6 separate regions of the Mus musculus genome follow, and regions 1, 3, 4, 5 and 6 are each linked to region 2. The links are chromatin loops, found by intact Hi-C in ENCODE. Cell type or tissue: heart. All regions are shown on one strand. Each heading gives the region's core, and the rest is flanking DNA. Links, peaks and the distances in the headings are about the cores only. Region 1 has its middle 4.0 kb from the start of Rab1a. Region 2 has its middle 21 kb from the start of Gm39605. Region 3 has its middle 20 kb from the start of Actr2. Region 4 overlaps Slc1a4 (solute carrier family 1 (glutamate/neutral amino acid transporter), member 4). Region 5 overlaps Gm39604 (a long non-coding RNA gene). Region 6 holds the start of Slc1a4 (solute carrier family 1 (glutamate/neutral amino acid transporter), member 4).

What was found. Hi-C counts contacts between places; a loop is a spot of excess contacts. Peaks named below come from ENCODE experiments on the same cell type or tissue, not always from the same donor. Only the 100,000 strongest peaks of a DNase experiment are listed, where the experiment ranks them.
Region 1: it touches region 2 in a loop (2.3-fold over the local background); 4 of 42 quality-filtered maps call a loop at or near these places.
Region 3: a loop joins it to region 2, with 8 times the contacts of the local background. A loop is called at or near these places in 23 of 42 quality-filtered maps.
Region 4: a loop joins it to region 2, with 8 times the contacts of the local background. A loop is called at or near these places in 8 of 42 quality-filtered maps.
Region 5: a loop joins it to region 2, with 8 times the contacts of the local background. A loop is called at or near these places in 35 of 42 quality-filtered maps.
Region 6: it touches region 2 in a loop (3-fold over the local background); 17 of 42 quality-filtered maps call a loop at or near these places.

What each region holds. Positions count from the first base shown.
Region 1 is chr11:20,194,783-20,200,103 of GRCm38, reverse strand. No RefSeq gene overlaps it. Among named protein-coding and RNA genes, the nearest start is that of Rab1a, 4.0 kb to the left of the region's middle. In heart, for the core only: no CTCF peak of the experiment used is centred there; no DNase peak of the experiment used is centred there; H3K27ac peaks cover 332 bases.
Region 2 is chr11:20,398,277-20,403,597 of GRCm38, reverse strand. No RefSeq gene overlaps it. Among named protein-coding and RNA genes, the nearest start is that of Gm39605, 21 kb to the right of the region's middle. In heart, for the core only: a CTCF peak has its summit at 2,505; a DNase peak (open chromatin) is centred at 2,607; H3K4me3 peaks cover 721 bases; H3K27ac peaks cover 556 bases.
Region 3 is chr11:20,130,230-20,135,550 of GRCm38, reverse strand. No RefSeq gene overlaps it. Among named protein-coding and RNA genes, the nearest start is that of Actr2, 20 kb to the right of the region's middle. In heart, for the core only: a CTCF peak has its summit at 2,433 (motif pointing left); a DNase peak (open chromatin) is centred at 2,420.
Region 4 is chr11:20,301,483-20,306,555 of GRCm38, reverse strand. Slc1a4 (solute carrier family 1 (glutamate/neutral amino acid transporter), member 4) reads left to right here. Exons shown (of 8, transcript NM_018861.3): 7 at 1-90; 8 at 2,056-4,376. The coding sequence ends at 2,290. Among named protein-coding and RNA genes, the nearest start is that of Slc1a4, 29 kb to the left of the region's middle. In heart, for the core only: a CTCF peak has its summit at 2,007 (motif pointing left); no DNase peak of the experiment used is centred there.
Region 5 is chr11:20,260,252-20,265,572 of GRCm38, reverse strand. It overlaps Gm39604 (a long non-coding RNA gene), which reads right to left. Exons shown (of 3, transcript XR_872279.1): 3 at 2,384-2,883. Among named protein-coding and RNA genes, the nearest start is that of Gm39604, 8.4 kb to the right of the region's middle. In heart, for the core only: CTCF peaks have their summits at 2,146 and 2,346 (motif pointing left); no DNase peak of the experiment used is centred there.
Region 6 is chr11:20,331,289-20,336,603 of GRCm38, reverse strand. It overlaps Slc1a4 (solute carrier family 1 (glutamate/neutral amino acid transporter), member 4), which reads left to right and starts at 3,891. Exons shown (of 8, transcript NM_018861.3): 1 at 3,891-4,658. The coding sequence starts at 4,132. It also overlaps the pseudogene Gm12033. In heart, for the core only: a CTCF peak has its summit at 3,303; a DNase peak (open chromatin) is centred at 3,703; H3K4me3 peaks cover 2,664 bases; H3K27ac peaks cover 2,045 bases.

The DNA of each region.
Region 1 (5,321 bases), core at 397-4,396, 200 kb after region 2:
CCTGACAGCCTCATCAGACCACACATACATAGTTTTGGGAGTTTTCTTGTTATTGTCTGGGTTTTGGTTTTTGGTTTTCTGAGGCAGAGTTTCTCTGTGTAGCCCTAGCTGTCCTGGAACTCCCTCTGTAGACCAGGCTGGCCTCGAACTCAGTGTTTCCCTGGCCTCTGCCTCCTGGGTTCTTTTCCATACTAACTTCTGAAATGACCCTAGATGGAGGTTTACAGCCCTGGACCCTAAAGCCCACCATACTTCCTCTTATCATTTCACAGAATAAAAACTCTGAAGTGTCCTAAACTCAATTTTTCAAGCAAAAATTTTGTTGTTATTGTTGTTTTGTTTTGTCTTAGGATTTATCATGTAAGCCAGACATAGCATGCCTTTGACCCCAGCCCTCAGGAGGCAGAGATGGGTGCTTCTCTGTGAGTTTGAAACCAGCCTGGTCTACATAGCAAGTTCCAGAACAGAGCTACATAGTGAACCTCTGTCCCAACACCCACCCCAAATCTGTCATTTAATTTTATGTATGAGTGTCTCTTGCCTGTGTGTGTATGTGTGTGTGTGGTGTGCCATGCATGTGCCTCTTGGCCTCAAAGCCCAGAATAGGGCATTTGATACTCTGAAACGTGAGTTATAGTTGGTTATGCTGGGTTCTGGGAACTGAAAACAGGTCCTCAGCAAGAACAAAAAGTGTCCTTACCAGAGAAGCCATCTCTCCAGCCCTAGCTGGGGTTTTATTACTGATATTTTAATATAGACTTAAACATAAAGATTAAGGAAGAAAGCAGACACTCAGAAAGAAAAACACTATGGAGTGCACTACCCCCATACATACAGATACTACCACCAAAACTCCATTTTTTAAATCTCTGTCTCTTTGGAGATAAATTTGCTCCACTTTCATTGACTATTTCATTTCCCAACAAATTATCTTCTAGTAACCTTTAACCTAGCTGACAAACAGAACAATGTGAAGTATATGTAACAGTTCTTCCTTGACACCCCAAAGCCTGACTGTACCTGTGTATGTGGAGGACAGAAAAATTCATATCTTAGTTACTGTGCTACAGTAAGAAAATAAATGAGCGGCTGTCGTGACTGTGGAGTAATGAGTGCCCGCTTCCTACACCCCTACTGCATCAAGGGTGTTATTGAGATTAAGATTCCTTCTCGGGCTGGTGAGATGGCTCAGTGGTTAAGAGCGCCGACTGCTCTTCCAAAGGTCCTGAGTTCAAATCCCAGCAACCACATGGTGGCTCACAACCATCCATAACAAAAATCTGATGCCCTCTTCTGGAGTGTCTGAAGACAGCTACAGTGTGCTTACATATAATAAATAAATATTTAAAAAAAAAAAAAAAAAAAGATTCCTTCTCATGGGCAGTACATGTCAAGGGACACATTCCAGGGCAGAGATGTGTAGGTGTTGGGGGGTACGTGTCAGAGCATACATGTGAGGACAGAGAACAAGTTCCAGGACTTGATTGTCTCAGCAAATGGATCCTGAGATTTAGCTCAGAATACCAGGCAACAAGCACCTCTACCTTCTGATCTCTCTGCAGCCCTTCTGGGTTTTCCCTTCTTTTTTCTCTTTTTTCTCCCTCATTCCCACTCTTTTTCAGATATACATGACACAGTACTTAGTAACTGTATGTGGACCTTGATCTGGGTTTTCGGGGAGCAGGGTGGGTTTGTTTTGCTATTTTGAGATAGGTTCTCATGGAATGGAACTCAGGCTGGCCTCAAATTCACTGTGTAGTTGAGGATGGCTTTGAACTCCCCTCAGCTCCCTGTTCTGTGATTCCAAGCACACCCTACCATGCCTGGCTGCACTTGAAATGTATGCTTAAATAATATTAAATTGAAGATTGCAGCTCTTTGTCTTTAAGGAGATTACAATTCAGTTAGAAAGTCCTGAGAATACAGGTGAGGCCCTTAGGGGAAAGTGCAAAAAGACACTTAAAGGGTGTGGCCTTTAGAGACTGCTAGGAATGAAGGATAGGAGGGATTCTCTGAAAAGAGACACAAAGGATGCATGCTTTTGATTTGATGGAAATAGCCTGTATCTTCATTGTAATGATGGCTAGTTATATAACTATACACACTTGTCAAAGCCCAGGTCACTTGGGTTTGAGTCCCAACATCGCCAAAAGAACTCACAGTCCTATACATTTAAAAAAATAAATAAATAAATTAGGACCAGCAAGATGGCTCATGGCACTTGGCATGAAAGCCTGGCAAACTGAGTTTGTTCCCCAAACCATCTAAACGTGGAAAGAGAGATTTGGCTCCTCAGAGTTGACCTCTGGCTGCCACAGGTGTGCTGTGATATATACATATGCACACACACACCACCACAACAATAACCACAACAAGATTTCATTAAAAACTAAAGTTGTAATTTACTTATATATAAATTGTATGCTACTGCATAGCACTACCCTCAGAGCAAACCAGCAGCCATCTCTATGCTTCAGCTATGCCTGTTTGCAAAAGGTCATCCCAACTGGACTTCTCCATTGTCTGACCTTCCTTCATGAATGGAAGGGGTGGAAGGGCCATGGGACTCCAGCCTAAGTGTCCAGTATCCAGACACTCTCCACCTACTTGTATGAAATTTTGCCCTAATTGCATGTTGCCTGGTGATCTCAGGGAGGGCCTAAAGTGTATGTGAAGACTAAGGTAGGGGGCTCCATCCATGTGGCTAGTGGGGAGTCACCATCCCTGCTAGGTAAAGACTTTGCAGTGCAGCTTTGTATCTACCTTCCTGTCAGTAACCACCCCTATGCTCAGTGTGTACGTCCAGTATAGGATTGAGCTCCTTGTCCTTGGGATCTTAGCAAGGGAGCGGGGTGGACATTTCCCAACAGGAGAAAATTCTTGTAATATAGCTCAGTTGTCAATTATAAATCAGGCATTTAGAAAATGGTAAGAACTACGTGAAGTTATAGAGGAAAATGGTTTTGGTATTTTCAGCTAGATCACTGGTATGAACAAGGTCAGAAGAAAGAAAAAAGAGTGAAATTTTGATCAGCAGAAATTGGAGAGAAGAAGCCACTTAACTTGGAACGTGCCCATTGAGTTAAAGATTACTAGTCCAAGTTCTTGAGGAGCTAAGATAAGAGATGCCTGGGCTTAGGTGAGGTCATGAGGAGCCCCTGCCTACTGCGAAGCTTAGACTAGTCAGCGACAAGCAGAGCAGCACTCAGAGGAGTGTGAGGTGCAGAGCTAACTGTGGAACTGTTAAAGAGACGCCTATGGTAAGAGCATGTCTGTCCAGTCCAGAGGAATCTACCAGGAACAGAGAGGAGGAAAGATTCCTAAAGGAGATGAAATCTGCCAGTTTGCAGGGAAGGGTAGAGCTAAAAATAACAAAAATATCCAGCTCACCTGCCAACAGGGTGCAAGGCCCCAGCAAAGTGAGAGAACAGAACGAAATGGAGTAGAGAAGGAAGGCTCTGTGCTGTGAGGACAGACCGAGCTGGCTGCTGTGGATTCCACACATGCACACATGCACACACGCACACCCTGGGTGCTAGAGATGAGACTCAATGGGAGAGAAAGCTCTTACTAGCTTGTGCAAGGCCCTGCTCAATGCCCCTCACATACCCCCCAGAGAAAGCCTGCCAAAATAGAAATCTGTCAAAGGGGAACAAAGCTAGACTTGGGCTTTGGAACTCACCTTCCAGGCAACATGAGGCAGGAAATGCTTTAAAGCTAAGCGATGGTCTTGGGAAAGACTGTGGAACTAGAGTTGGCCCATTTAACTGGGCCAAATGAGTTTGTTCATCCAGCTTTATTTAGAGGAAAAACAAACACTACTACTACTACTACTACTACTACTACTACTACTACTACTACTGATAAATTATTTCTCTGTCAGTGAAATGAGCCAATACAAGCCAGATTAGATTATATTAAATGCAGGTTTATTGGAAAGCTGCTCTCAGGTGAGTTCTCAGCCCACCAAGGAAGCGGGCCAGGTAAGTCACCATGGGAAGAGAGAGAGGAAAGGGGAAAAAGAAAGAAAGAAAGAACACATGTGCAAAGAGAGAAGGAGGGATAGAGAAAGAGGAAGAGAGAAGAGACCAAAATATCTGTGTTATATAGGGATAGGGAGGAGCCTCTGAGGGAAGGGCAGCCCAGCCCTGGGCTGGAAAGTTCAAGGTTGAGGGCAGGTATGCTAGGTAGGGACTCAGGGATGCTGAGAGAACCTAGAGGCCAGGTCTGCTTTGGTATGTAAAAATATGTACCTCAGCCCCTTGTCCTGGGGTCTGAAACCAAGCAATTATTAATGTTTTTCTTTTTAATTTTCTGAATGTGTTTGTGAGTATATGATTCATGTGTGCAGGTGCTGCTGAGGCCAGAAGAGGGTGATGGCTCCCTGGAGCTAGAGTTATAAGCTGCCAACAATAGGTGTAGGGTAAAAGAACCAGGGTAGGGCTGGAGAGACACTCAGCGGTCAAGAGCACTGCTCTTCCAGAAGGCCCGAGTTCAAATCCCAGCAACCACATGGTGGCTCACAACCATCTGTAATGAGATCTGATGCCCTCTTCTGGAGTGTCTGAAGACAGCTACAGTGTAATAAATAAATATATCTTTTAAAAAAAAAAAAAAAAAAAAAAAAAAAGGACCAGGGTAATAGGAAAAACACCTTAACCCTGACTTGACACCAAGCCCAAGCCAGGGTCAAGACCCAGAATCTCACCAATCCCTGAGCACAAAAATCCCACCAATCCCTAAGCTTGATCCTAAAACCACAAAACTGTCCCCAGTTGCACACACAGCCCTCCCAAGGAGCCCTAGTGAGGCCCTGTCTTCTGCTCAGCTCCCTGCTGCTGCTTTTCTCCTCCCCTTCCCCAACAGAGGCAGCCACACTCCAGGGTTTGTCCCTCTCAACAAATGCATTATGTGAGCTTTGCTGTATGTTGTGACTTTGTAGTATTCCTTGGCTCCTGACTGCCAGGATACCTCTTGGAACAAAGCTGTCACCGTTACAATTGGTGCTAGGAATCTCTAGAAGAGCACCAAGAGCTCTTAACTGCTGTGCCACTTCTCCAGCCCCATAACAAACTCTTTGAATCTCCATGACCAAAGCCAGTGATAGAAGTTAAAAGCAAGGCACACACTGGGCTGGGAGTGAGAGCAAGAGTTAACTCCCTAAATGTCTCCTTGTGTTTTAGAGAGAAGCTTTCAAGCTGGGGGTGTAGCTCTGCAGAGGGCTGGCCTAGCTTGTCAGAGGCCCTTTAGTTCAGTCCTCAGCTTGGTAGGATTGATAGTTCAGTGAAAGGAGTTGAGAGTCTCCTCTTAAGCCTGTAAAT
Region 2 (5,321 bases), core at 781-4,780:
ATACAACCCAGGGCCACCTCTGCAGGGGTTGCATCTCCCACCCATCATGGACTGGGCCCTCCCACGGCAACCATCAGTCAAGAAAAGGTTCCGCAGACAAGCACACAGGTCAATACAATGGAGGAGATTCCTCAATAGAGGCCCCCTCTTCCCAGGTGACTCTTCTTTCTGTCAAATTGGCAAGAACCAAGCAGCATGTTTGTAGGGAGGGATGTCAGTATCATGGAAAGTAGATGACTTAAAAAGCTGGGCACCCTCCACTGACCCCCCTCCCCAAAAGGAAGTGGAGAGGAAAGTGCTAGGTACCAGAACTAGAGCTAGATTCTGCTTCAGGATACAAGAAACAAAAGGGGAGTTAGAGAGATGGCTCAGAGGTTAAGAGCACTGGCTGCTCTTCCAGAGGACTTCGGTTGGATTCCCATAATGCACATAGCAGCCCACAACCTTCTGTAACTCCAGTCTCAAGAGATGTGACACTTTTTTCTGGCCTCTGTGGGCATACGTGTCATGTCCATATACATATGCAGGTAAAATACACATACACACAAAGTTAAATAAATCTATTTTTAACATAGGCAATGGTAAATAAATAGACTGGCAAAATAATAAATTAACCTCAGAATAAGATAAAGTTACTTATAATGCAATGTTAGAATATAGAAAGATGAGATGAGATTAAACTATTACATAAAGATATGATATGCGATGTAAGGGTGATGGCTTAATTATGTTAATGATGTCAACTTTATAGGGGGGTTAAAAATATTGATTTACTTTATTAATTGATGACATCCAATTTCATGTCCAAAATTTAGGATTCACACACACACACACACACACAATTTAAAGAGTTCACTAAAATGTTTAGCATTCCCTAAAGAAAGGAAATTATACAGAGCTGAGATATAGAGGAATATGGAGGGCAGAGACCAATATGACTGAAGAGTCAAGAAGAAGACCCTGCCATACCCACATGTGGCGGTTTGAATATGCTTGTTCGTGGGAAGTGTCACTGTTAGGAGGTGTGGCCTTGTTGGAATAGGTGAAGAAAGTTTGTCACTGGAGGAGCAGGCCTTGATGCTCTGCCCAGTGCAGAGAGTCAGTCTCCCAGCAGCCTTCAAATGAAGATGGAAAGCTCTCAGCTCCTCCTTCACCATACCTGCCTGGATGCTACCATGCTTCCTGTCTTGATGGCAATGGACTGAACCTCTGAACCTAAGCCAGCCCCAATTAAATGTTGACCTTATAAGAGTTGCCTTGTTCATGGTGTCTCTTCACAGCAATGGAAATCCTAACTAAGACACTGCATGTGAATATGTCTGAGAAACTGTGCTGATTTATACAGTTGAGATTTTTATTTTTTTGTCCTGCGATAGCCAGCCCCAAAATGGCCCAGAATGGCCCTGGAAGGTACTTAGATCTTTGGTATTGTCCTCATCCATACTGGGGCAGAGCTAGTCCTTACAGCCAGTAGGATACAGAAACAAAGGCACACATTTCATCTGGAGGCCGTCAGTCTGAGGCTCCAAGCCTCACAGAAGCACCACGTTCTCTCCTGACCCCTCTGCCTTTCATCATTTGATCTTGGAGTGGGGACTTTTTATGAACATCCCTAACAAAGGGCCCACCTGTGAGAAGAGCCAACAGCCACATCTGTGAGCTCAGAAGTGCACTCTTCAGGGCCTGTCAAACCTTTCAAACATTTGGCTGCCACCTCTTGAGAGTCACTGAGTTGGAAGCCTGCCACTGAGGCGCTCTCTGTAACTGCGGGAGGACAGATGTTTTGGGGATAATTTGTTGCACGAATAATAATTATTAGAACAAGTTTTCAGTTTCAGATTCCATGTAAGGTACACACAGTTGGTCATGGATTAGAGGTTCAACTATCTAAGAATCAGATGTATTTACAAGCCAAAATGGTGTCTCTATTGAATGTGTAGAAAAAAGATTTTTCTTTTGTTTTATTCAACAATAGGATAATATTATATACAACTACTTTCTTAGAACTTACACACCATTAAGTATTCATGCAATTAGTGACGTAGAGATAATCTAAGTATGCGGATGCATGTGTGTAGATTGTAAATGCTGACCGTAGCGTAGTGTTAGATAAGGGGCTTGCACAATAAGGATCCCCCAGTGAGACTGAATAATGACTGAGTATTGCTTTATCATCAGAAGAAAAATGTTTTAAACAATCAATCAAGAACACCCGTCATTACAGTAAGATAACGGACAAGGGCTTGGCTATCATTCTGGATGCTCCTGGGAAGAACGGTGGAATCAGTGGGGCTGATCAAGGACTTCCTATGGTAAAGAATTCTCCAATAAGAATGGAGATAATCTGAGGTTGTTACAAGATAATACAATGATCATGGTGCCTAATGCACAGCAAACGCGATTCAAATATATTTGCAGGTTGCTATTTGGGGGAAACCATGCTATTTAAAGTGTCTCCCACAAGTTTGATGTCAACGCAACGAGACAGAAAGGCTATTTCCTTCCTTCATCACAGGGTGGCACTGTGGCACCGACTTCCTTTCCACCGAGGCCCGCTTCCAGCTGGTAACGAGGCAGGAAACCAGTTCCCTCCCAGACTTCCAAGGCTTGCGCGTCGGGTTACCAAGAGCGACCCGGCAGCCAGACACCCTCCAAGCATTCATCCGGCAGATAATGAGGAAACAGGCCCGGGCTTTGTACTCAAAGTAAGGGCCAAAGTAAGGGCCCCACAAAGAGTTCACTTCTATTAGAGTCGTACTGGAAACAGGAGGCTCCTGTTGGAGGCTGGGGGTTCGGGGTGGGAGGTGGGATGTTAGTGTTCTAAATTGGTTCTCAGTGCTGAGGCTCCGCATTCTAGCACTTAAGCTGCGGCCCTTCGGGGGTTGGGGGTGCGCGAGCGCGGGGCGGGGGTTGGGCGTGGCAAAGAGGGTTGGTTGGTTGGTTGGTTGGTTTTTGCAGTATTTAGCTATATCCCCAGCCTCAGAACTCAGTTTCTAAATTGTCTCAAACTTCAGTCTACATCACAGTCACCTGGGGACTAAACAGTTCAGCTGCCTGGCCCATGGCCTGAGAATTTGCATTTCAAACAAGTTTCCGGGGATGCTGAGAGGCTGGTTCACTTCCAGACCTGAAAAGACGCTTCTCAAGCTGTGACCCCTCTACTGTGACGCCCAGGCTCTCGGGCAAGCTCCTTAGGCCACACCTGGGTACTTGTTAGAAGTTATCACGGCAGGACCAAAGACTGATCTTCCCTGCTATATCCAGAGGGCAACTCTCAAGCCCCACTCGCTGGAGAGAGTCTTTCTAGCCGATGCCACCAGTCCAAAACAGCATCACTTCCAGCCGGAGTCTGCATGCATGGTCTCGAAGGAATTGTTGAAAATCCCACACCCAGGCCAGACAACTTACATGGACAGAAGGCAGTCAGAGTCCTGAGGAGGGTGCCTCCCCAGAGCACTTCTCTTGCTGTCATCACACTGATCAAAGCCTATCTGGTCATAAATTCCAAGCTTTGACATTTATCCCAAAATGGTTTGAGGCCAGGAGGCTTGATAGCTCAGACCAATAATCCCAACTACTCTAAAGGCTGAAGCAGGAAGACTGTAAGTTCAAACCTGTTTAAACTAGAGTGAGTTCAAAGCCAGCCTGTGCAACTTAGTGAGACACATTGCAATATATTAAACAGTAGAAAGAGAGGACCGTTGGTAGAGTGCTTGCCTACTTCATGCAAAGCCTGGGTTTGATCCTCCATGGTGAATTAGCTGGGAGTTGGGGTACATGCCTATAACCCCAGCAGTTGGGAGACGGCAGCAGAAGGACCCAGAAATCCAGCAGCTTCATGGTCAGCCCGGGACACATCAGCTGCTGTCTATTAATAGCAAAAACAAAAACAAAAAAACCCAAAAAACAAAACAGTGAATGAACTCGAGGCTCTTTCCTCGAATGTGCAAGGGGATTCCCTTGCAGCTAGAACAGTTTCATTCTTCTCAGTTATTGACAGCCACACAGTCATTGAATTTTGTATTTGTGTGACAAACATAGATTCCTAGATCCATTGGTGAGCCTTATCCCACACCACCAACTCCAGCTTGTTCTGCTGCCCCTCCCCATCCCCCACGCCTCCTCCCTTCCCCATGCGGGACTAAACCCAGGCCCATGCTAGGCAAGCACTTTACCCCTGAGCTGCATCTCCGTGCTCTCTATTTCTTTCTTTTTATTAAGAAGACTATTCAGCCTCTCCCACAACTTTCACTCCAAATTCTAAAGCAGAGTGTTCTATGAGAAGTTTATACTCGGGGATTAACAAACACCAAGAGGACATATTTTGTGGTACAGCGACTCTGAAGACAACTTTTGAAGTGTCCCAAAACACTAAACACAAACCTGATGTATACACTGGCCATTCTGAGTAGTTACTGGACTACCTGAGCTAATTGACAATATATGTATCACAAATATATATGAATGAATGTTCATAATAGCCCTATATAGAGCCGTTAAAACTAGAACAACCACAGTGGCCAACAACAAGTGGCCACTTGTTGAATACATACATTCAGGTATATTCATTAAATCAACCTACCAAAACAATGATGCAAGCCAGGTAGTGGTGGTGTACACCTTTGATCCCAGCACCCTGCAGGCAGAGGCAGGCAGATCTCTGAGTCTGAGGCCAGCCTGATCTACAGAGCAGGCCCCAGGCAGCCAGGGCTACACAGAGAAACCCTGTCTGTAAACAATTTATGTGCCTTTAAAATGGTGGGAAGCTAAGTGAGTGTGACTTCCTTATACCATGGAATAGTACTTGATAATAGAATGAACAACTGAAGTGCCATACATAGATGCACACAGTGGACACATGCCATAAGACTCCAGGAAAAGGCTACCCTGTAGTTGTGAGAAGCATTGTTTTCCTATTAAAGGAAACTCCCCCATCTTGTGATCTGTCCAACCCCTAGACATTCTTGAGACTTGCCCATCACAACCTTCTCTTGTCCTCCAATCAGCACACCAGGAGTAGACAACAAGGTTGAATCTCAGCCAGTGAGGAACAGGTTGCCTTAGGGATGAAAGAGGCCATCTTGGCCATATGCTTGCTCACCTGGTTTAGGTCAAGGCCTTTGGTTTTGTGGGGAAATTGCCTTGCCAGGCTACTTTTGCTTTCCTTGTGTGTTTCTTTGTGAGGTGCCAAGATTATTCTTTTCTAGCAGTAGTGATGAAGATCAGGTTCAGGTATAGAAAGATGATAAAGTTATTTTTTCAGTGTGGTTTGAATGAGAATTGCCCCATTGGCTCATATATTTGAATACTTGGTCCCCAGT
Region 3 (5,321 bases), core at 617-4,616, 270 kb after region 2:
CAGAAGAGGGCATCAGATCCCATTATAGATGGTTGTGAGCCACCATGTGGTTGGTGGGAGTTGAACTCAGGAACTCTGTAAGAGCAGTCGGTGCATTTAACCACTGAACCATCTCTCTAGCCCCCATTTGATTTTTTTTTTAAACTAAAGTAACAGAAAGTGCCACTCACTCGAGTGAAGTCTGCTTGACAGGCTGCGAAGCCTAGAAGCACTCATGAGGCAGAGTTTCACAGAAACTCACCTCCTGGAGTTTTGGTGTTCTCATTAACCTGTATACTCATACCCTATCCCCGCATTAGTCTGCTGTATGGATCCACATGCTCTCTTTTAGTATTATCTTATTATAAGTGCCTTTTAAGATTGAATTCTGACATAGCCAGAGCCTTCGCCAGTGTTCCAAGGTTCCAGAAGCCGTTGATCTTGGAATCTGGTAGGAATGCAATTAGGAAGTTACCCATTCAGTAGCTAATTAAGCATTACAAGAGATGGAGCCAAAGCATCTCAAAGCTGGTCTACAGAGTGTTTACCATGAAAGCCAGGGAATCCCACTGAAATAGAAATCTTCAGTACAGGCTACATTACATATTGGAAGCAAGTTGGTGAATTCTTCTGACAAATGGAGATTCTCCAGATACTTAAAAGTTACACTCATATAAGAATTTAGCAAGGCCTAGGAAATAGAGGGGTTGTGGTATTGCATTATTCATGAGGTCTGCTAAGAGCAGAACCCCCTGGTGCTAGCCTTCACAAGGTTCAAAGGTATAGCACTAGAGTGTGAAATCCTTACCTGTCATTAAGTTGACCCTAGGCAGGACTGCTTTATCTTTACTGTAAACATTTACCTGGTTCCTGTAAATCTTTTTGAAGTCATTCCTTTGTTTTGTGTCAGGCAACTTCAATGTACTTTGCCTGCTGTGACTTCCTACCCCTTTTATTTTCTGTACTATATAAGACTGGTGTTCACTTTGTGACAATACATTCAGATTCTACACAATCTCGTGTGTTGGTCTGTCTGTCACCCGCCAACTCCTTGCCCATCTGCACCCAGAGACCCGTTCCGCGCAGACAAAGGGACCCAGAGGGTCTGCGGCAAGAAAGACCATCCACCTCTTGCCTTGATGGGATCAAGGTCTATATTTAAGAGGCTAGCTCAAACATGAGCATCTACTCCAAATCTAGCAAATGCTTGGTCCTACTTGCTTAAAAGAAGAATGAATAATCAGATACAGTCTCAGCTGGTGTTAATTAAAATGCACAGTCTCAAGTAGGAGACACATATTAAATAAGCAAGTAGGCAGATGTGGGTAATGCTTTAAATTATACATGGAAGGAAAGAAGTCCTGTTAGGGAAGGGGGTAGTGTGCATAGACTTAGAGCAGTGGCTCTCAACCTGTAGGTCACGACCTCTTTGGTAAACCTCTATCTCCAAAAATAATTACATTGTAACTCATAACAGTAGAAATATTACAGTTATGAAAGTAGCAATGATACAATTTTATGGTTGGGAATGACTTACTGGAGGAGGGCACAGTCAAAAGAATGGAGTGTTAGGTGTGGGCATGCTTATTACCACAGCACCTGGGAGACAGAGGTCAGAGGATCAGGAGTTCAAGGTCATTCGTGGCTACAAGGCAAGTTCAAGGCCAGCACTGGCTACCTGATACCCTGCCTCAACAACAGTATAGAATGGAGACAGGTGAGATCCTAGCCAACAACTAGATTACTTAGAGCCTTAGGGGCTCTGCAGTGGGCTTTGAACTTCATCCCAAGGACAGTAAGGACAGTAGGAAATTATTAACAGAGTACAAGTGACACCTGGTCTGGAAAAGGGTTCAAGGACGGCCCTTGCAAAAGTAATTTCATGAAGGACACATTGGTTTCTGGGCTGCATTAGGAGACAGCAGTGGCCGGGCATGGTGGCGCACGCCTTTAATCCCAGCACTTGGGAGGCAGAGGCAGGCAGATTTCCGAGTTCCAGGCCAGTCTGGTCTACAAAGTGAGTTCCAGGACAGCCAGAGCTACACAGAGAAACCCTGTCTCGAAAAAAAAAAAAAAAAAAAAAGAGCCTGGCAGGGCAGAGAGGGCAGCATGTTCTAGGCGGAAGGAGGGACTGGAAGGTGAAAGCAATGTGATGGAGGGGTACTGTGTCATGGGAGGTGGAAGACAGTAGAGAAGGTTTTATTTTATGTTGTGACCATCAAAGTGAACAGTTATGACAGGGCAGAGGGCAATGGTCCTCACATGGGGAGAGTAGCGACTGGGACCCTACACATGGATTGAAAGCATTTTGCCCTTTGACTCTGCCACCTTAACCTGGAAGGACGCCCTGTGGTTCAAGTACTGTGGTTGGTCACTTCGCATTTGCAGAAGCAGATGGAAACCGAAAGTCTGGATTCCCCCAAGTCTCCACTTTCAGGTGCTGTCCAGCCCTGCCCTCTGCTGGTAAATTCTGGTAGACACCCAAGAAACTAAGCTGCCCGGCTCATGTTCTCACTTTCTTAGTGAAATGATTATAATACGTGATTATGTAACAAAATATAGAAACTTTTGCCGGGCGTGGTGGCTTGCGCCTTTAATCCCAGCACTCGGGAGGCAGAGGCAGGCAGATTTCTGGGTTCGAGGTCAGCCTGGTCTATAGAGTGAGTTCCAGGATAGCCAGGGCTGCACAGAGAAACCCTGTCTCGGAAAAAAAAAAAAAAAAATTGAAGCTTTAACTAGCTCTCTAAATGACACTTTGGAAAGGTATAAACATTACAAGTTATAAACAAATTCATCCAGATTAAAATACAGGATGTTCCAGCAGCCTTGAGAGTTCTCCCTTACTTCCCTGCTTACTCACTGTTCTGACTACTGTTTGGATTTGTTTGAGACAAGTTCTTTCTTTCTCTCTCTTTCTTTCTTTCTTTCTTTCTTTCTTTCTTTCTTTCTTTCTTTCTTTCTTTCTTTCTTTCTTTCTTTCTTTCTTTCTTTCTTTCTTATATACACTGTAGCTGTCTTCAGACACTCCAGAAGAGGGCATCAGATCTCATTACGGATGGTTGCGAGCCACCATGTGGTTGCTGGGATTTGAACTCAGGACCTTTGGAAGAGCAGTCCGTGCTCCTAACCGCTGAGCCATCTCACCAGCCCGAGACAAATTCCCGATGAGTATCCCCAGGTTGGCCTTGCGTTCATTAACCAGCCCAGGCTGACCTTGACCTGAACTCTTGCGTCTCAGCCTCTCGATCACTGGAATTAGAGGAGCATGTCACCACAGCATGTCACCACAGCCAGCTGCCACCATCCTGACTTTTAACAGCAGAGATGAGCTTACCCTGTTCTTGACCAGCATATCAAGGAAGTCAACACTATGTGCTCTTGTATTATACCTTTTTGACTTAACATATACCTGTACCATTTCCCAAATTGTATATTATAATAAATTCCTTTAAAATCTTCCAGCTTTTTGTTTGTTTGTTTAAGATTTACACGATGTATAAATGGATGCCTTTGGAGGCCAAAGAACTTAGATCCCAGGAGTTGGAGTTACAAGCCATTGTAGGTATCATGTTTTATAAAACACAGTATAATGTGGCTGGAGAGAGCACCTTAGCAGACCTGGCTATGGTGTCACCATGAACAACCAAGCCATGTGACAGACCTAGCATGAAGAGCAGTTATTGGTGGGAAGGGGAGGAGACCTAGAAAAGAGATAGAGGCAGAGGAAGGAGGGGGACAGAGAAGGACTGAAAGAGAGAGGAAGAGACTGGCCAGGAACACATGGGAAAGAGAGGAGAGAGAGACACACACACACACAAAGAGACAGACACACAGACCAAGCAGACCTTCTTTTCACCAGGTTGGCTCACACCTGTCAGGCGGCTATGCAAGCCGACGCTAGGTAGCTGTTGGCAGAGCCTAGGGGAATTGCCATCAGTAGGTGTCCCAACACAAGTCCTCAGGACCAAACTCTGTTTCTCTACAAGAGCAACAATCTCTCTCAGCTACCTCTTAGCCCAGCAGTCTATACTTTAAAACAGGAATTCTTGCAAAGGACCCGAGTCTGGTTCTCAGCAACCCACACTGAGTAGGGCACACACCTGCCTGGTACTCCAGCTCCGGGGACTCCAAACCATCTTTTGACCTCTACGGGTACCCATATGCCTGTGCACACACACAGATGCACATAAGTAAAAAAGACATTTTTTTTTTTAAGACAGGGTTTCTCTGTATAGCCCTGGCTATCCTGGAACTCACTTTGTAGACCATGCTGGCCTCGAACTCAGAAATCTGCCTGCCTCTGCCTCCCTGGTGCTGGGATTAAAGGCGTGTGCCACCACGCCCAGCAAGACATACTTTTTAAAGTAATTCTATTTTAAAATGCACCAGCACTGTGAGACATGGTGGCTCATACCTATAATTCCATCATTTGAGAGGCTAAGGCAGGAGGATTCCCAAATGTTGAAGGACAGCCTGAGTTACATAGCGAGTTTCTAGCCAAGCTGAACTACAAAAAGGAAAAAAAAAATCAAGTGATTTTATTTTCTCTGTAGCTGATGGGAATTTGAATTATTTCAAGTCCATGACTGTGAGGAGGCACAGTAAAAAAAACCACTGAAATAGACACCCTGCGGGCGATGGTTTGTGTATGCTTGGCCCAGGGAGTGGCAATATTAGGAAATGTAGCCTTGTTGGACTAGGTGTGTCACTGTAGGTGTGGCCTTTAAGACCCTTGTCCTAGCTACCTGGAAGCCAGTCTTTTCCTAGCAGCCTCCAGATGAACACGTAGAACTCTCAGCTCTTCCTGTACCATGCCTTCCTGGACCCTGCCATGCTCCCACCTTGATGATAATGGAGTGAACCTCTGAACCTGTTAGCCAGACCCAATTAAATGTTGTCCTTATAAGAGTTGCCTTAGCCAGATGGTGGTGGAGCACGCCTTTAATCCCAGCACTTGGGAGGCAGAGGCAGGTGGATTTCTGAGTTTGAGGCCAGCCTGGTCTACAAAGTGAGTTCCAGGATAGCCAGGACTATACAGAGAGACCCTGTCTTGAAAAACCAAAAATAAATAAATAAATAAATAAATAAAAAAGAAAAAGAAAATTTAAAAAAGTTGCCTTGGTCAGGGTGTGTGTTCACAGCAGTAAAACCCTAACTAAGACAGAAGTTGGTACCAGGTTCTGGGGTATTGCTGTGGTAAGCCTGATCATGCTTTTGTTTGGAAGAATGAGGATTTGGGGAGTTTGGATTTGGAAAGCTATGAAATACTTTAAGTGGGGCTTAGTGAGCCATCCTAATAGTGTGGTTAAGGAGGTTTCTGTTGTGAATAAGAGAGAGAAGAT
Region 4 (5,073 bases), core at 1-4,000, 96 kb after region 2:
TGGGGGTGTCCTCACAATTGCCATCATCTTGGAGGCCATTGGATTGCCCACACATGACCTCTCTCTGATCCTGGCTGTGGACTGGATTGTGTAAGTAGCCGATACCAAAGACCCTAGAATAAAGTCTGTTGAGGCCTCTGAGTACTTGATGCTCCAGTAGACCTGGTGCATGCAGAAAGACTTAAAACTATCTTTGCTTTGGAAGGCATCTGTTGTTAAGCTGGCAAAGCCAGATTTCTAACTGTGAAAAGTCAACAATATAGCAGACAAGAGCCCATGAACATTCACAAATAGTACGAGAGCCAACCATCCAGGACTTGCCTGTAGTATTCTGTAGTTCAAGGGGCTGTGCAAATGATGGCAGAGTAGAGTGTCAGTAAGTAGAGCAGTTAGGAATGGTTGTCATGCAAGGAGAGCATGCACACACCGTGTGCTTGGACTCAGGAGAAGTTAGGCAAGAAGGTGACCAGGCTAGGCTGTCCCTGCAGTTCCTTACAGACACAGGAATGTCTGGAGGTTGATCACCTGAGCCTTCTGATACCTCATGCAGGTATAAATTATACTGTTCTTTAAGAAAGTTGACTAAGGCAGTGATGTGGGAATAGCAAGGCTCAAGGGTAAGAAATATGTGTATCTGTGTATCTTGCTATAATAGTAGAAGTCTTACTAGTCATGGTAGAGATTAAATGAGTCACCATTCTGTACAGTGCAGATAACATGGGGCACGTGGGACAGCATTCAGCAAACATCAATCCTGCTGGGCTGGTCACAACCAGGCACAGAGACACTGGCCTCAGGTACCTGGCACTGGTCTGCTATGCTGGTCTCAAGCCTGAGGGCTTATCACAGAAATGGGGTAAAATGTCTAACAGAGACTCCTAAGCTTCAGGTGCCTCATGAGAGGGAGCTCCATTCATGTGCTAAACAGGCCAGAGCCAGTCAGGGATCACCTGTCTCCTCCTCCTACCAGCTGCCTCCAGTGCCCAGAGAAGGTATCTTAGGATTCTGTGAGGAAAATAGCACCCCTGCAGAGGGCACCAGTCCTCCAGCACCCTTGGGGAAGATCACACCATTTCCGCAGTCTTCAAAATGACTACAGATACTTCTCTGAGTTTCAGTGATGCGTGGATGTTGAGCTAACCTGTGCTAAGTAGGCTGTGGGGAAAGCAAGACTGTTTTCAAAGACATGCTTGCCCACAGCCACGGAATGCTCATACTGTTGGTACCCAGGACTGAAGTTCAAGTATGCTGTAACACTGAAGGGAAGAACAGCTGAACCCAAAATCATGCCTACTCTTTTCTCCCAAATGTGCGTGGTGTTCTCTCTAGCAGGGCCATTGCACATAGCAGAAGTCTGTGGAAAGGTGGCTGGCAGGAACTAGATTGCATATCCACTCCCAGAGGTGTCGAACATGCTCGGGTAACTTGTTTGCTACCTTCAACTGTTCTTTTTCCGACATTTTTTACAATGAGCATCTGTTACTTTCCTAAGAGTAGATGCTGCTCAGAGAAAATGAATTCAGCACAGATCTCTTGGAGGTATGCCCTCCAGTTTCACGGCCATATCCAGCCGGGCTCCTGACTGGGCTTCTGAGAAAATGAAGAACAGGAAAGATACTGAAGAAAGGCCAGGCATACAGGCACAGGGAGGCTGGGGTAGGACGGAGAAGCCACAGCCCCCAGGAAGGGTTATTGTATATAACTGAGTCAGGAACACAGCTGAGTGTGGAGGCACGTTTGGCTCACCTCAGAAGGAACAGTCTCTGTAAGACAGCAGACTTCAGGCCATAAATGTCAACATCCTCACACGGTAAGGGAAGGAAAGCTTTGCCATCCTTGCTGAACCTCACTCACCTGGCTTTTCCACCCCCATGAGTCTGAAGCATTGGGGTCCTTCACATGGTCATTCACGTGTCAGACAATACACATTTACTCAGAACTTCCACTGCTCCCTACAAGTCAATTTCCCTGTGGCCACCAGCCTGCTTGTGATAGCGCCCTCCCCTGGTGATTCTGGGTATAGCATTAGTCCTTTTTGCTTTCTGTTTCCACCAGGGACCGGACCACCACTGTGGTGAATGTGGAAGGGGATGCCCTGGGAGCGGGGATCCTCAACCACCTGAATCAGAAGGTAGTGAAGAAAGGTGAGCAGGAGCTACAAGAAGTGAAGGTGGAAGCCATTCCCAATTCCAAGTCTGAGGAGGAGACGTCGCCTCTGGTGACACACCAGAACCCAGCAGGCCCTGTGGCCATTGCTCCTGAACTTGAATCCAAGGAGTCAGTGCTGTGATTGGGCTGGGTCTGGGCCAGCCTGCCAGTACCAGCAACCCACCCTGGTAGCCTGCCCCATTGATGTGGGCATGGCCCTCATACACTTTTCATCTCCCAAGGAATGCTTTGCCCAATCACCAGTTTGAGAGTGGCCTCTCAGCACTGGCATGAATGCCTCCTGAGCTAGAACACTCTGCCGTTTGTCTTGATCCATGTCTCCATGGAGCTCTGGATACACCTTGAGTCTATACCCCTTGAGCTGCCAGGCCTGAGGGATTCCAAGTTCATGGAGGCCTGGGGACCAAGGTTGGGGGGCGATGCAGATGGATTCTTCACTTTCCCCTGGGAGCGTTGCATCTGGTGCTTTCTGGGCCAACCAGAAGGGTTGATAGTTGTCTGTCACGTTGTCTCTGCAGCAGCAGACACTGAAGAGCTTCCCAGAGTCTTAGACTGAGCTGGAATCTGCTGGGCTGCCGCTGGGTTAAAGGATTATGCTCCACTTGTGTGGGAGGCTTCTAAGGGGCCAGAGGTAAAACAGGTTTAGAGAGACCCCCTGTGACGGTTAGCACAGCTAGGGGCTCAGTTTGAGTAAACCATAAACTCTGAGGTCAGGAACAGACTGGGGAGCACCCTAAAGAAGATGAGACAGAATTGTTCCCACTCTAGACTGAGGCTCCTGCCAACTTCCCCTCCATTTCCATTTGGACTTAGCCGCAGACCATAGGACCTCCTCCTCTGGGAAGGGTGATGTGGTCACTGCACTGTGGACTTGTATTGGTTGGTCAGTCTATTACTACAGTTTGACTAGGTCCTTCCTAAAATGCTGCTGAGCTACAAAGTCATATACTCCCCCAATAAACTCACGCGCTGGCGCAGCTCTGCCCCAGGCCCCTGTCTGGTTTCCACAGTATACTACTCGCTTGTGTGAGACCTATGGTTAGTCCTGGGTCTGATGTAACTTGCCTCTTGCCTACTTCACTGGAATCTGATAAGGCCAAGGATACGTCTGTGGAAATTATCGTTTTGCTCCTTGGAAGTCAAGTTCTAACACCCGTAAGTGCCCAGCTTATCTGAGAGACAGCTTTTTTCGTGAAGGGTGCCTACTGGCGTGAGCAACTCTCCTGAACTGTTACCCTCACACTTCCGAAGCTAAGCTCTGAAGAGTTGTGAAGACATTCAACGCAGCCTTTTCTTAATGAGCTACCCAACTTCTACCACATTCCTGGGTACCCAACTGTGTTGTTACTCTGAACCCACAGTTTCTGCCAATACCACCCTAACAGGAGATTAAGTCCCTAAGTCATTGGCTTCATGCTTTCGAAACCTTGCTTTCTCTGCTGTGTTGTCACCAGACCCACACATACTTGGGACAGAGTCCGTTTTAAAATGGGGCCTGTGCCTGAGTGAAGGGGTGGGCAAGGAGCAGAGCCCACAGCCAGGGTAAAGGACAGCTCTCTGAACCAGCTGTGCCACTGCACTCTCCTGTGGGGCCAGGAACTAAGCGGAGAGCGGTAAACCTTATTCCCAGCACTGTTTTTTAAAGGGGAATCAATCACATTGTTTGATTATGAGTGAGCATTTGGTATTTTTTCAGTTTCAGTGTATCTTTTCCTCTGTATTTACATATACTTTATGTATCAAGTGTGTGTGTGTATGTGTGTGCTTTTAGCTCCAAGCAAACCTGAGTTTGGATAAAGGGGAACTAAACTACAAATTATGTCTATGGTATCCTGATATTCCCATTTCTACAGAATCTTATTATGTAGGAACTGGAGCTGGACAGTGAAACCCCCTGGCTGGCACTCAGGTCTCAGCCTGGACCCACAGTAACAAATGCTGCTGTGGACAGAGGGAGATGTTTCTGTGTGACATGCGTGGGATCTCCCTCTTGGAGGCCAAAAGAGAAGGTGGCCCCGCACTTCCCTGAGTTCTGGCTCTCAGAGAAGTTGATGGAGTTTCGGAACAGGGAAGACACCACCACAACTGACTGAAATATCTCCTGGCTATTTTTCTAACATGTTCATGTATTGATGTTTTGTGTATGTGTGACATTTGCCTTAAAACGTAGCACAGCCATCAAGCCTGAGTAACGTGTTTTTCCTGGCACCTGCCTGTCTTTGAGTCCTGTCTTGTATTTGATGGAGCTGTTGCGCTTTTAGGGGTTGACCGAGGGTGTCTGAGTACAGTCTTCCTTTCCCTTCCAGCCAGCGTGAGACCCTGGGGTGAGAAGGGCGGTTCCTCAGAAGGGAAACCTCTCTGACAACTGGTGTCTCTGTCCTGCCTGCGGCTGCCTGCCTAGGACTCATGACCATTAAGCTGTGTGTCGGTTTCTCATTCTCTGATTAGGGCTCTGACATCCTGCCGTCTGGCAGAAGTTAGAGTTTGCCACAAACCTCCAACATTAAGTGTTGTCGGAACCACTAGGTTGACAGGAGTTATTTAAGCATCCGTGCAAAGCCGGGCACCGGCGCAGTAACAAGCACCAAACTTTTACGGGGAATGTCCCTATTACCAAAGCCCTCCAGGCAAGCGGGTACCCACCCATGCTTGCTGTACTTGGGTCACCACCACACCCAACTCACTCTCTTACATAATCTCGTCTTCCTTTTTTGAAAAAGATATGTTTTTGTTTTTAGAGACAGGGCATTACTGTATAGCCTAATTTGGCCTTGAGCTAGTGAGACCTCAAGAGCCTTCAGCTTCACTGGGGTGACAGGCATGCAGCATCTTACATCGCCCTGTTTTCAATGACATCACTTCCTGTACAACAGGGAACTCTAGAAGATCACACAGGAAGCTGTG
Region 5 (5,321 bases), core at 575-4,574, 140 kb after region 2:
CTAGTGCCTGTGTTTTTCTTTTGTCATATACCATTGACCAATTCAAATGGATTGGTCAGTCAGCCACCTTAGTGGTAAGGCTGTTGGTGTCTTATCAGCAGTGGCTCTTTGAGGTCGAGCTGAATTGTCAGCCTCTGCTGTATCTTATTTATGGACAGCCTGGACAGTCTGTAACTGTCTTTGATAACATTCCTTAACTAATTTGATGTTTTTATTAGGATCCTGACTGGTTTTGCAAACTGAAAGGATATTAATTTGCATTTTCCACTACTGTAACAGATCTCTTCCCCATAAGTTTATGGCTATATCGGCCATCTATGACTTTAATTTTCCTATTTGACTTTCAGGTCCTATATACTAAATCATTTGCTTTATTTGGAATAAAGCTCCAACTCCTTGAAATTGGATGTCTACTTCTTGAAGTGGCTAACCTATAGACTAAAATTTTGGAGTGATAATGTGACATCTGCTTCATTGTTAACCATTCCTTTAATTTCAATATTGTTTACTAATATTCTTAGCTTGGGCCTTTGATCCTCTATTGAAGTTTGTCAAAATATTTGGTTTTGGCCCCTTTTTAGCTTTTTAAATTGTCTATAGAATTTGACTCCACCTTGTTATCTGGTCTCACAATGTCTGTTTTCAGAGCAGTAGAGTTTAATTGTCCCGAGAAAGAAAACTCTCCCTGTTTAGCATTGGGGCCTGCAAGAGCCCCACCCCCACTCCCAGGAGACTTTTGGTAAAATGTTGCCCCATTTGTCTGTTGTTGCTCTACATTCCCTAGTCCTACGGCCTTTGCCATATCTTTTACATATTCCAGGAGGCATAGACTCCCTTTGGGATTAATCTGTTTTTCTCTGTAGTTTATCTTGAAATGACCCTGCTCACCACAATTAAAACATTTGAAATTTTGGGTCGTCTCAAGGACTCTAGTGGCAGCTTCTCTTATTAAGGTCCTATCAGGCAAACGAGGCCCAACATCAGCAGTATATCTAATCCACTCCATCCATCGATGCTGACCTTGCCCTCAGTGGTCTGATTATTTCTTTGCATTCAGCATTCACATTTTCAAAAGCCAAAGACTCGATTGGTGCCTCTCTTGCTGATGGATCCCATATACTTCTTTCTATAGCAGAAGTCAACCTTTGTAAAAAGTCAGGGAATGTTTTCTTTGGACCTTGTATGACTTGGTTCAAGAAAATGGTTCAAGCCATTTCCCTGTTTCTGTGACCTTGTCCCAGGTCTTTAAGGCCGCCAAGCAACAAAACATCAAGGTTTCTTCATCATATTCAGCCTGAACCTCAGCAAAGCCACCCTCACCAAGCAGTTGATCTCTAGAAACATTGTTACTTCTGGTTTTATTTTGTCCTGTTATCTCGTTCACCTCTTCTCTCCACCATGAGAACCATTTGTAAATGTGACCCAGGTTTTAATATTGTTCTTGCCATATCATCCCAGTCTTGAGGGTGGGGGTGGTCTATGTTTAATAGACCAAGAAGTCAGGATTTGATTTTAAAACAGTGAATGCATTCTAAAATTAGTGACATGTTCCTTAAATTTTCTCAGTTCTAACATATCTATGGGTTGTCATTCAAATTCCTGATAATTCTGTGGATGGTTATCATCTGTAGGTCTTTGTTGTATACTCACCAGATAAACCAAAGTTTGCTTTTCAACAACTTTTTGGTTGGCTTTCTCTAATTTTATCTTCTGTCCCCACCTGAGTATTTTCCCTAACTAATATTGTAAGTTCCTCCCATAAGGTCTGTGCCCATGTTTCCTATCTCTCCTTGTGTTGCTCCTCCTGCTCAGTAAGTTCCTGTATTCTCTGTTCAGGTTCTGCTTCCACATTTTAGTTGTTTCTTTATATTGTAATTCTGATACTCTGATGTCTGTTTTATTTTGATTCATTTTAAAAGATTCTCCTCCAAGCCTTGTTTCTAATCTTCATTATTTTCTCTCTGCCACTCAGTCTGATCTGTGAGCTCTCCCATCTTTTGTTCTAGTGTCTTCTCCAGCTCCTGTCTCCAAACTTCATTTTCCTCTCTGTTGCTTATCATTACCTATTAATTCCTGTACCTTTAGTCTAGTCAAGTCTTAAACTTATCCCTTTCTTGGTCAGTCTCAGTCTCAGCTATGAATGTGTATATATATATATATGTATATATACATATACATATATGTATGTGTGCATATATATATATATGTATATATACATATACATATATGTATGTGTGCATATATATATATATATATATATATATATATATATATATTCAGTTTATAATACTTATTACCTAATCTGGAGCTTCTTGTATCTTTGTCTCCCTCTGGTGTTCAACTCAGGATACTGTAGTTCTCTCTAATTCTTTATTTGAAGGGAGGGGCTCACTGTAGAGAGACCAGCAGCTTTTTCTGGTTTTGTCTCTGTCTTAGGTTATGTCCAGCAGTATGCGTGTCAGTCTCAGGTAGTCTGTAGTGTAAGAGCGGGTCTGACTGTCCCACGTCCTGTTTAGACGTGGAGGATATAGGAAATCAAGCACAAGAAGGATTGCTCAGCGGAGAGTCCCAGATAGAGCCTATTACATCTGTGAGAAGGCTTTGTGAAGTTAACTGTCAGTTTTTTAGTTGTTGATCTTTAGTTGTGAAGGCTGTTTTACAGGCAGTCATAACCCAGGGTCCTTGGTCTTTCTTTAGGCTTGGGGAACCCTGTGTTGTGGCACTGTAAGTCCCAGCTCATGGTTGGGGAGCTGTCTCTGGGTGCTGTGGTTTGCTTGGGGCTTGGGAGGGAGCCTCTCCGTAGCTCTCTGTAGAACCCTTAGTTGAATTCTAAGTCTCACATTGGGCGCCAATTTGTTGCTGAAATTTCCAACCCCAATATGCCTGTATAAAAAACACACAATCGAGTTATTATAATTCTAAGCTATAAGCCTAAATTAGTCATATCTAATACTATACCAACTTCTTCTGCAGCCATAAGTCCCCTTGCTACTTGCCATTTCTCCTAGCCACATGCTTCTGCTCCATAATGGCTTCCCCCTCCTCTTCTTCAGTCCTCTCTCCTTCTCCTCACATCTCATCTCTTCTCTACCTGCCCCCACTCTCAAAACCCATCTTTCCCCTCCACTGCCCAATCACAGGCTCTAGCTTTTATTGACCAGTTAAAATGGGGAGAAGGTTCACATGAGATCACCTGGGTAAGTGACCAACTGCTTGTCGAAAACAGCAGTTTTGAAGAAACAAAATTAACACCAGAATACAAACAACATCAAGACAACCCACAACATCTGTAGCTTAGAGTTTTCAAAACCTACTTTTAATAAGGGTTCATACATGTTTTAATCTCCCTTCTAGCTCACCACCCACTAGAGGTAGTGGAAAGGGAAGGCTAATAGAGCAAAGGAGGATGTGGGCTTCTTTAGAAATAGTTCCTTAGAACAAATCCAATCTGTCTTTTCGGGATATCAGCAGTTCAGTTCACACACATCAGCAATGGCAGCTCAATCTACCTGCAAACACTATTCATGAATCAGTAATGGCAGGTCAATCCACAAGAAACCACAAGGCTCTGGCAAGAAGATGCAGTGTCTTAGTCAGGGTTTCTATTCCTGCACAGGCATCATGGCCAAGAAGCTGGGGAGGAAAGGGTTTATTCCGCTTACACTTCCATACTGCTGTTCATCAACAAAGGAAGTCAGGACTGGAACTCGAGCAGGTCAGAAAGCAGGAGCTGATGCAGAGGCCATGGAGAGATGTTCCTTACTGGCTTGCTTCCCCTGGCTTGCTCAGCTTTCTTTTCTTTTCTTTTCTTTTCTTTTTTGTTTGTTTCGAGACAGGGTTTCTCTTGTAGCCCTGGCTGTCCTGGAACTCACTCTGTAGACCAGGTTGGCCTCAAACTCAGAAATCTGCCTGCCTCTGCATCCCAAGTGCTGGGATTAAAGGCATGTGCCACTACGCCTGGCCCTCAGCTTGCTTTCTTATAGAACCCAAGACTACCAGCCCAGGGATGGTGCCACCCACAAAGGGGTCCTCTCCACTTGATCACTAATTGAGAAAATGCCTGACAGCTGGATCTCATGGAGGCATTTCCCCAACTGAAGCTCCTTTCTCTGTGATAACTCCAGCTGTGTCAAGTTGACACACAAAACCAGCCAGTACATCCAGGAATATCACTACAAGTTTTTGGTGCCTTTCTCTCTAAAAAGTCACAACAAAGGATGACCAGCAAAAAATGGTGAGGCATACTAATACTGCTCAGAATCATCAGCAAAGACCAGAATCCACAAAGCCCAACGATGATGCGAACAAATGGCAAGGCATACCAATACCATCCAGCATCGTCTAGCAAAACATCACATGCCCCAGGCTCCCTCCAAAGGAACACCACATGTCTATTGTTAGCAAAACATCCTCCCATGTGTCTGCTTCAGCAAAAACATCCTCTCATAAGACAGTTTCCAGAAAAACATCACATGACACAATTGAGTCTCCAAGAAAACCAGAAATTTCCACTTCAGACATCAAATTCCTTTACCTGCTGAGCCATCTCACTAACCCAAGAGATATCAGATCCATAAAGTGGACTCTACCAAACCATACTGCCTCTTAGGATTCTCATCTGCTCTCATTTGCACACTGGATGTTATAAAGGGGCTCTGGTTGCTGCCGGTTTCATCCACCTGCAGAAATGGCTTCGTGGTATCATGCCCTGGAGGTCAGTGGACTCCCCTCTTTCCCCACAACCATAATCTCACTTTGACCCTGCCTCCTATCTCATATAAAGTGGGGAGGGGAGATCTGTATAGAGTTATTAATTTTAAAATGTTTACATTTATTTTATTTGGTTTTTGTGGAGAGTTTTTTGGGCTGCTTGGCAGGAATTTGACATTGGGCCAGGACAAAGAAGTGGGCTTCAGGCAGGAATCTGACATTAGGCCACGACAAGGAAGTAAGCTCAGGCGGGAATCTAATTTTAGGCTAGAACAAAAAAGTAGACTTCAGGCAGGAATATGACTTGGGCCAGGACTGGGAAGTAGGCTCAGATATCTTGGTCATCCTGGTAAGCCCTTAGATACAGTGATCAAGGGACTTTGCTTATTGCCTTGCTTGTTCCATGACTATTTGTGTTTATTGTCTTGCTTGTTCCTCAACCTAGGACTACCTTATTACTTGCATGTAATTAAAATGGTATAAAAGCAGATTGGGGGGCTGGAGAGACGTCTCAGCTGTTAAGAGCACTGACTGCTCTTCCAGAGGTCCTGAGTTCAAATCCCAGGAACCACATGGTGGCTTACAACCATCTGTAATGAGATCAGATGCCC
Region 6 (5,315 bases), core at 1,316-5,315, 68 kb after region 2:
GGCTATCTGTAGTTACATAGAGAGTTCAACACCAACTCGAAGTTCATGAAACTCTGCTTCAAAACAAACAAGACAAAATTTCAAAAGCCAAAATAAGGAGGTTAGAAAGATGATTCTGTTGGGTAAGAGTTCAGATCCCAGCACTTGCTCAAAAAGTTAAGTGTGGCCAAGCACTTGTATAACCCCGTGCTGTGGTGCAAAAACAAGAGGATCACCAGCCGAGCTCCAGGTTCAGTGAGAGGCCATCTCAAAGGAGTAAGACAGACAATGATAGAGCAGAAAACCCAATGCTCTCCTCTGGTCAGACATAGACACCAGAAAATAAATACCCCAAACCAGTAATTGTTTAACACCTAGATAGAGAAGTATGGAAATAAACAAGGTGCAGTGACATATACCTGCGATCAGAAAGTAGAGGTATTGTGGTAAATAATATTACTTGGGAGTTTCTACTCTGCCTGGATCATTCAGTTCCCAGATAAAAGACACACACCAATATATTTATAAGAAGCCTTTAGGCTCTCTGCTCCTCCCTGTTCCAGAGACAGCCGCATCTTCTTGTGCAGTGCCAGCCTCGTCCCGTAGACAAAATGGTGAAGGTCGGTGTGAACGGATTTGGCCGTATTGGGCGCCTGGTCACCAGGGCTGCCATTTGCAGTGGCAAAGTGGAGATTGTTGCCATCAACGACCCCTTCATTGACCTCAACTACATGGTCTACATGTTCCAGTATGACTCCACTCACGGCAAATTCAACGGCACAGTCAAGGCCGAGAATGGGAAGCTTGTCATCAACGGGAAGCCCATCACCATCTTCCAGGAGCGAGACCCCACTAACATCAAATGGGGTGAGGCCGGTGCTGAGTATGTCGTGGAGTCTACTGGTGTCTTCACCACCATGGAGAAGGCCGGGGCCCACTTGAAGGGTGGAGCCAAAAGGGTCATCATCTCCGCCCCTTCTGCCGATGCCCCCATGTTTGTGATGGGTGTGAACCACGAGAAATATGACAACTCACTCAAGATTGTCAGCAATGCATCCTGCACCACCAACTGCTTAGCCCCCCTGGCCAAGGTCATCCATGACAACTTTGGCATCGTGGAAGGGCTCATGACCACAGTCCATGCCATCACTGCCACCCAGAAGACTGTGGATGGCCCCTCTGGAAAGCTGTGGCGTGATGGCCGTGGGGCTGCCCAGAACATCATCCCTGCATCCACTGGTGCTGCCAAGGCTGTGGGCAAGGTCATCCCAGAGCTGAACGGGAAGCTCACTGGCATGGCCTTCCGTGTTCCTACCCCCAATGTGTCCGTCGTGGATCTGACGTGCCGCCTGGAGAAACCTGCCAAGTATGATGACATCAAGAAGGTGGTGAAGCAGGCATCTGAGGGCCCACTGAAGGGCATCTTGGGCTACACTGAGGACCAGGTTGTCTCCTGCGACTTCAACAGCAACTCCCACTCTTCCACCTTCGATGCCGGGGCTGGCATTGCTCTCAATGACAACTTTGTCAAGCTCATTTCCTGGTATGACAATGAATACGGCTACAGCAACAGGGTGGTGGACCTCATGGCCTACATGGCCTCCAAGGAGTAAGAAACCCTGGACCACCCACCCCAGCAAGGACACTGAGCAAGAGAGGCCCTATCCCAACTCGGCCCCCAACACTGAGCATCTCCCTCACAATTTCCATCCCAGACCCCCATAATAACAGGAGGGGCCTAGGGAGCCCTCCCTACTCTCTTGAATACCATCAATAAAGTTCGCTGCACCCAAAAAAAAAAAAAAAAAAAAAAAGAAGCCTTTAAAGCACTAGAGCTGGGCAGATGTCGCCCCTCTAAGCTATTTTGCCTACTTCCCTATCAATGACCCCGAGATATAACTTGCCACGTTCTGCCTAGGCTGCTCTTACTTGAACTGGCTAGCCTTTATGGCCATGTTTTCATGATTTACCTATCCCCTGGTGTCTCCTCTCTCCACCTTCTTTCCTCCCTCTCATGGTCCTGCCTCAGACCCCAAGCCCAGGAACTGAAACCTCACCTGCCTCTCTTCTGCCCAGCTATAGGCTGTCTGCATCTTTATTGACCAATCAGGGATAACTTGAGGGGCAAGGTTACATAGTATCACGTTGATGTACTGTGAGGATCTTCTAGTCCCCTAGGCAACAAGGGCCAGTATTTAGCATTACAATACATAGCAACAAACCAAATCTCTACATAGAGGCAGGGGAGATTCTGAGTTCAAGGCCTGCTTGGGCCACAAAGGAAGAATTTGTCAAGCACTAGCATGCAGTCAACAGCATGGCTAGTGGAAGTAGAGGAGAGAAAGGACATTTCAACATGAGTCATGGGGCTTAACAACAGATCAGACTAGAGAAAACTTAAACATGAAGGTTCACAGAGGCAGATCATAATGATAGCAGTAACAGGCTGGAGGAGACAATCACAAATCTGATTCGGAATATGCTGAGCTGAGATGCTGCAGAATGTCTGGGTGGAGCTGTAAAGCAGGCAATTGGAAACCCACTTCTGGAACATGACTTCAGTCTTTTGCATAAAAGCAGCAGCTTAGGAAAAAGGAGGCAGAGCTACCTGGAAATGAGGAACATGGGTCTGTAGGAATCATCCATCCTTGCACAGAGAGGTAAACCATGTTCTGGGAAACAAGATAAAAATATGTATAGGTCCTCATCTAATGAACACACCTCCCTCCCACCAATAAGCTCCTATTTCAACAAGCTGTACATGACAGCTAAATGGCTTCATGTAAGGAACTCTTTGCTGTCTCAACAATTGGACGTTTTACACCTCGACAGGACATATTGATTTGCACAGGTTTCTGTTATGGTATACTTCAAAATTACTTTACTTCACATTGTCTTCCTCTTTAACTCAGCTACACCTAACTAGGGCTTTCTTGGAGGTCTGGGGAGGTAGTTCTTTTCAAAAGCAGAATAGGGAAAAATAAATAAATAAATAAATAAATAACACAATAAACGACTGCCAAGGTTTCCCTTTTTATCTGCTGTGGCCCGGGAAGATAGTAAATAAATGGCATTTTTAAAAAATCCATTGAACCATCTTTCAGACTGGCCAAACACTTGACTGAACTGTTGGCGTGCCAAGTCTGGAGACCCGGAAGGGGGTGGTTAAAATCCCGCTTGTGTTTCAGCTTAAGTTACATGGCAGACACGCCACCGAAAGTGGTGGCGTTAGAGCTCTGTTTCTCTGGGAGAGTTTTACGTCTTCAGCCTGCACACACCAGGCTTCTCCCCAGAGTCCAATGGACTCGCCCCAGAGGGCGCTAGTGCACGCAGTGGCTCACCCTTGGCACTGTGCATAGTGCCACCCGGACTCGCTGGTCACCTAAGGGTAAAGCTCTGCTAGAGTCTTGTACGTGCACGCAATGAGACTTTCCCCCATCCACCCACTCCTTTGTCTCTGTACCAGGAAAGCCTACAGAGCCCTTAGAAGAAAGGATTTCCCGCAGGATGGAGGTTGGGTCGTTCCGGACTCCCTAGCGGAGGGCGGGCACCAACCTCCGAGGGCTCCCCTCCTCCACCAGCTGAGGAGAAGAACTGCCGAGGCGTTCCAGACGCTCCCCTCCCTCTCTCCCCGAGGCCTGGACAGTAGGACTGAAAGCTGCCAGGAGACAGGATTGGCCGATGGCCTCACGCCCCGTCGGGAGAGCCCAGCCTGCCTGTCTCTCACTCTCTTTGCTGTGCCTCCCGGAGGGTGGGAGAAGGGCGGGACCTGGGAAACGTCAGGGAGGTGGGGAACGGATATTCAGGGTTCTAATTGGTCGTAACATCGGAGGTGCGCCTACATGGGCGGGGCGAGCTCAAGCCCCGCCCTCCTTCCTAGGCTGCAGCCTCCAGCGTGCCTCCTGCGTTGCATCATCTCCAGCCTGCAGCGGCTCTGAAAGAAGGCTGGGCGCGGCGCGGTCTGCTCTGCCTGGGCTCCAACCCACAACCCACGTCTCTCTTTTATCTTTCTGAAAAGTGTTCCTGTAGGGACTCACAGAGCTCGGAAGCCGCAGCTGGCACAGGCCACTGTCTCCGCCTGATCCATTCATTCGAAACCGGTCTTTTCTCCAAGTTCCTTGAGTGTTACCGCTTAGAGCGGTGGGCAACGACATGGAGAAGAGCGGCGAGACCAACGGCTACCTCGACGGCACCCAGGCAGAGCCTGCGGCCGGGCCCCGAACGCCCGAGACGGCGATGGGCAAATCGCAGCGCTGTGCTAGCTTTTTTCGGCGCCACGCGCTGGTGCTGCTCACCGTGTCGGGAGTGTTGGTGGGTGCCGGCATGGGCGCGGCGCTGAGGGGGCTGCAGCTCACCCGCACCCAGATCACTTACCTGGCCTTCCCGGGCGAGATGCTGCTCCGCATGCTGCGCATGATCATCCTGCCGCTGGTGGTTTGCAGCCTGGTGTCGGGAGCCGCCTCCCTGGATGCCAGCTCCCTCGGGCGTCTGGGTGGCATCGCTGTTGCTTACTTCGGCCTCACCACGCTGAGCGCCTCGGCTCTCGCCGTTGCTCTGGCGTTCATCATCAAGCCAGGGGCGGGCGCGCAGACCCTCCAGTCCAGCAGCCTGGGGCTGGAGAACTCAGGGCCTCCTCCGGTCTCCAAAGAGACAGTGGACTCTTTCCTCGATTTACTCAGGTACTGCTCTCCACCCCGCCAAAGGCACGGCGGGAGACGCCACGTGCACTCATATCACCTAGAGTTAATTCAGTTACTGTTGGCCCTTAACACTAAATTTCATATTTACGTCTGGGCTACGTGCTGGCCACACCTTTAAAGACTGGAGGCCACAGCTTTTTGCTGGAACCGATTTTCCGTTAGGTGGGATGTTAAGTGTATACCTTCTCAGTTGTGCTTTACTCCTTACACTGGGCTCTCTCAGTTTTGTTTGTTTGTTTTGTTTCGTTTTTTTAATTGTTCCTGTTTTCTCCCCTACATCACCCCAAAGCTTCCAGGACATTGAGTGACTTTCACCAGAGGAGCTATCCAGCTTGTAGTCTGAGGTTTTCTCTGATTCAGCCTTTGGTCTGGAAGGAAGTTGGCAATTTTCAGCAGAATTATGGATGTGTCCAAGAATAATAAAACTGGAGTTAGTTATGTGGAGCCCGTTGCCCAGCTACGTGACTGCCTCTCAGGCTTAGGACAGGTTGTGGACGTTCTTGGTCAGGATCATGGGGCCTAGCGTTATTTCTTTGTAGAAAGCGGGGAGATCCAGAGAGTTGAGATACACACACCTTTCTTTGCTTGTTTTTTTTTTTTTTTTTTTTTTTTTTTTCTCCACTCAGGAGTTGTATT